Linked DNA regions of Mus musculus: region 2 is linked to region 1. A link is a loop called in an ENCODE intact Hi-C map of the cell type or tissue named here. Cell type or tissue: heart. All regions are shown on one strand.

Region 1 (2,500 bases):
TTCAGGTGCTCTGTCCACAGACATGAAGAAACACTTCATGTCTGTGGACAGAAAAAAAAAGCAATGCTTCTATAAAGAACATGGTTTGGGGACTGGAGAGATGGCTCGGTGGTTAAGAGCACTGGCTGCTCTTCCAGAGGTCCTGAGTTCAATTCCCAGCAACCACATGGTGGCTCACAACCATCAGTAATGGGCTGTGATGCCCTCTTCTGGGGTGTGTAAAGAAAGTAACAGTGTATTCATATAAAACAAACAAATACATCAATCTTTAAAAAGAAAAAAAAAGAAAGAAAGAACACCTTCTGTTGAGATGGGGTCTCAAACTGTTGGGCTCAAGATCCTGACTCGGCCTCCAGGGAGACTCTGCACCTTGGAGTCTGGTTTAAAGGAACTCGGCAGACATCGGCTGTAAGAGTCCAAGGAGAGGAATGTTCTGTTGCACTCCAGGTTTCTAAATCTTCCCTCTTTACAATGAAAAAGATTTACTAAACATGTTCTAAACTTCCACAGTTCAAATGAAAGCAACATAGACTTTTGAGTGTGTGTGCACTTTAAAAAAAGATTTCTTTTTATTTGTGTGTGTGTGTGGTGTGTGTGTGTGTATGTGTGTATATATATATATGTGTGTGTGTGTGTGTGTGTGTGTGTATGCGTGTCTGTTCATGTGTGCATGTGGACATGTATGAAGCTACCCATGGAGGCCAGAGGGAACATAGATGCTTTGGAGCTGGAGATGCAAGTGGGTTCTGACCCTCTACAAGTAGAGTAAGCAGGCCACCCCTGAGCCATCTCTCGGGCTCCAGAGTGGTTTTTTGTTTGTTTCTGTTTTTTAGACAGGGTCTCTGTAGTCCAAGATGGCCTGGAACTTGCTGTGATACTCCAGCCTCAGCATCAGCTTCCAAAGTGGTAAGCACTGTACTTGGTTTTTTGTTTTTTTCTTTGCTTTTTTGAAACAGGGTTTCTCTGTGTAGCCCTGGCTGTCCTGGAACTTACTCTGTAGACCAGGCTGGCCTCGACTCAGAAATTTGCCTGCCTCTGCCTCCCAAATGCTTGGATTAAAGGTGCGCTCCACCATGCCCGGCAAGCACTGTACTTGTTAAGCAATGAAGTGAACCACTCTACTTGGGTCTGAGAATTACAATTCTGTAAATATATTTGCCTTTGAAAATGATTGCTCTGAACCACAAGAGGGAGATGTTGTCAAATACTACACTGTGGCCATCGGTTCTGAAGACAGTGAGATCCTCTATGTAGCCATTTTTAAAAAGGCCAGGTGCAGCTGTGCCCTGGACTGAAGCACTCAGGTGACTGGGGCAGGAGGATCTGTTCAGTTTGGAGTTCTAGGAAAAAAGAAAAAAAGAGAGGGAGAGGGAGAGGGAGAGAGAAGGGGAAGGGAAAGGAAAGAAGAAATGCAGAAGGTGTGGCAAATGGCTGGAATCCTAGTTCTTGGGAGAGGGAGGTAAGAGGATCAGGAGCAATGGGCAGCCTTGAGCACACACCAAGCTCCAGGTCAGACAGGGTATACACACGGCAAGACCTTGTCTCAGACACCAGAGCCAGGTGCTGGAGACATGGCTCATCAGGTAAAAGCACTTGCTGCCAAGCCTGACAACTGAGACTCCTCCCTGGACCTACGTGATGGGCAAAGAGAAGCTACTCCTCTGATCACAATTGTGCCGTGGTATGTGTGTGCATGCCCCCACACACATTAGTGAAATATTTATTTTGAGACAGGGTCTCACTCTGCAGTCCTGGCTAGCCTTGAACTGTAGATCAGATTGATCTCAAACTCAAGAGATCCAACTGCCTCTGCCTCCTGAGTGTTGGGATTGAAGGTTGGGCTACCATACCCAGCTTTTTTTTTTTTTTTTTAAAGTAACAGGTAAATGTGATAATTGTGTACCTTTTGGAGGGGGTGGGGGTGGGGGTGGGGTTGATTGATTGATTGATTGAGACTCGGTTTCTCTGCAAAGCCCTGACTGTCCCGGTACTCACTTTGTAGACTAGGCTGCAAACACACAGAGATCCACCTGCCTCTGCCTCCTGTATGCTGGGATCAAAGGTGTGTGTCACCATGACTTTTTATTTTATTTTATTTTATTTTTTTTGAGACAGTGTTTCTCTGTGTAGCTTTAGCTGTCCTGGAACTTTGTCTATAGACTAGGCTGACTTCTAACTCAGAACTCAAGAGAGCTGCCTGTCTCTGCCTTTTGAGTGCTGGGATTAAAGAAGTTTATCACCACTGCCCAGCAAGACTACTAGGTTTTGAGCTGCTATAGAAGGAAGTTTACATGCTTTGTGGCAAATTTGAATTATATCTGTTTGTGTGAGTGAGTGAGTGTGTGTACATGCATGGGCATGCTTGTGCTATCTTGGAGGAGTTGACTCTGTGTCCAGAGGCCCACGGTCAGCTCATAAGACTTCATGGAGGGCACCTTTGCCAGGTTAGCCATCCTGTCAGCCCTTCAGTAAGAATCTCACAGCCAGGTGGTGGTGTCAC
Region 2 (2,500 bases), 51 kb after region 1:
GGTATTGTGGGCTATAGCAAAAACAGCACCTAAACCAGTATCAGTGATCAAACCTCAACTTAGCACAAAGAGAGTTTCATGGCACTTCACCCAAACTATACCTTCAAATATTAAATAGAAATTGGTGTTTTTTTTCCCCTGAAAATAAAATCTATGAGGCCTGTGAGACAGTTCAGTGGATAAAGGGAACTGTGGCCAATAGACAACCTACATTTGAGTCCCAAGAACCCAAATGATGGGAGGAGAAACCAACTTTACAAGCTGTTCCCTGATCTCGCCATGCAAGCTGTATGCATCCTCCCTGACAGTAAGTACATGCACAAATAAATATATAAATATGCAAAAATCATGTCAGGGCATGTGTGGTAGCATACACTGTAATCCTGGTATTGTGAGGCTTTGCTTTAAAAAAATGAAAAAAAATGTTATATGTAATTTACAATGAAGAACAAACATTTCAAGTGCTAAAATAGGAAGCTGTTAATCACAATCAGGCTTCCATGGCATACAGATGTAAAGTGTCACCAAATTTATTTTTGCATAGGAACAGGCAGTTCAAATATTTTCCAAACTCAAGTACATGAGCTGAGCTGAGGAAGGCAGTGTGTCAGAGAACTTGCTGAGCAAGCAGCAAGACAGAGTGGAAAGCCCAGGCTGGGAAAGCCCAGCAAAGCCATGCAGATTCACAACCCTAGTGTTGTGGAAGACAGAGTACACTGGGACCTGCTGTTCACCAGTCTCCAGATTCAGAGAGAGAGAGAGAGAGAGAGAGAGAGACAGACAGACACACACACACAGACACACCTCCTGTCAAAAGAAACAGGGCTGAAGTGATGGAGCCAGGATATCTGGTGCCTTCCTCTGGCCCCCAGCACACATACAGGGGTGTATATGTACTTGCCTGCACACAAGTATATACCACACATATACTCTTTTTTTTTTTTTTTTTTTTAAAGGCAGAGTCTCTCTATGTAGCTCTGGCTATCCTGAATCTTTTTACACAGACCAGTCTGATCTCAAAAAAAAAAAAAAAAAAAAAGTCACAAAGATCTGCCTGCTTCTGCCTTCTGAGTGCTGAGATTAAAAATGTGTGATATCATGCCTGGCTCATACAGATTCCTTTTTTAAATGGAGACAGAACAAATGTACACTATACACGTTAAAAATATACATTCTGATAGATTTTATAAAAATAAAAGGCGTGGGGGCTGGAGAGATGGCTCAGTGGTTAAGAGCACTGACTGCTCTTCTGAAGGTCCTGAGTTCAATTCCCAGCAACCATATGGTGGCTCACAACCATCTGTATCGAGATCTGGCGCCCTCTTCTGGAGTGTCTGAAGGCAGCTTCAGTGTACTTACATTAAATCAATCAATCAATCAATCAATCAATCAATCAATCTTAAAAAAAAAAAAAAAAAAAAGGGCATGCGCCACCACGTGGTGGCACACTCCTTTAATCCCAGCACTTGGGAGGCAGAGGCAGGTGAATTTCTGAGTTCGAGGCCAGCCTGGTCTACAGAGTGAGTTCCAGGACAGCCAGGGCTACACAGATTAACCCTGTCTTGAAACCACCAACCCCCCCCCAATAAAAAAATAAACGTGTTAATTACCATTGAGATGAGACACAGAACGTTACTCTAGGAAGTCAGTCTTTTACCAGAGCAATTACCCTCCTGAATGTTTAGAGCTACAGTTTTAGCTTTTCCTATTTTTGAGCTTAATGAGAACAGGATTACTGCAGAATGTCCTCTTGCAGGTCTGGCATTGTTAGCTCTACATTACATCTAGTGTTTCTTCCACGCTGTTAATGAATGTGGAGTAACCAAACTGCTAAAGTGATATGTGTTATTCTATTGTACGAATATACCACAATTTGTTCTAATGTTAGTATAATACTAAAGTTGTCAGTCTGAGATAATTATAAATAATACACAGTGGTGACACATGTCTTTAATCCCAGCATTTGGGAAGCAGAGGTAGGTGGACCTCTGTGAATTCAAGTCTATAGAGTAAGATCCAGTACAGCCAGGGCTACCCTGTCTCAAAAAACCAAAACCAAACCAAACCAAACCAAACCCAGTATCTCCCACAAGTACTATTACTATTACTTTGGATGGGGTCTTACTGTATAACCCAACCTTGTCTAAACCTGTTGGGTCTTTATGCATCACCCCCTAAGTGTTTGGATTACAGTAGTATCCTAACCATGTCTGGCTTACTCTAACTTAATACTCTTTTTGTTTTGTTTCCAGGGGATCTAAGACCTTCCATTGACTTCTATGACACTTGCACACATACATGAATACACATACTCAAACATACATTAATAAAAATAAAACAAATTCCTTTTAAAAAATGAGGCTGATGGTTTTGTTTCTTGAAACAGGGTCTCACTATGTAACCCTGGCTGCCTCAAATTCTCCATGTAGACCCAATCTGACCTCAAACTTACAGAGACCTGTTTACCTCTGTCTCCTAAGTGCCGAGATTAAAAATGTGT

What was found. Peaks named below come from ENCODE experiments on the same cell type or tissue, not always from the same donor. Only the 100,000 strongest peaks of a DNase experiment are listed, where the experiment ranks them.
Region 2: a loop joins it to region 1, with 2.7 times the contacts of the local background. A loop is called at or near these places in 1 of 42 quality-filtered maps.

Annotation. Positions count from the first base shown.
Region 1 is chr11:86,567,402-86,569,901 of GRCm38, forward strand. It overlaps a transcript of Tubd1 not described here. Among named protein-coding and RNA genes, the nearest start is that of Mir21a, 16 kb to the right of the region's middle. In heart, a CTCF peak has its summit at 1,190 (motif pointing right); a DNase peak (open chromatin) is centred at 1,620; H3K27ac peaks cover 390 bases.
Region 2 is chr11:86,618,094-86,620,593 of GRCm38, forward strand. The region is part of intron 7 of Vmp1 (vacuole membrane protein 1); the gene reads right to left. It overlaps Gm51914 (a long non-coding RNA gene), which reads left to right. Exons shown (of 3, transcript XR_003949749.1): 2 at 159-307; 3 at 2,253-2,349. Among named protein-coding and RNA genes, the nearest start is that of Gm51914, 5.9 kb to the left of the region's middle. In heart, a CTCF peak has its summit at 1,449; no DNase peak of the experiment used is centred here.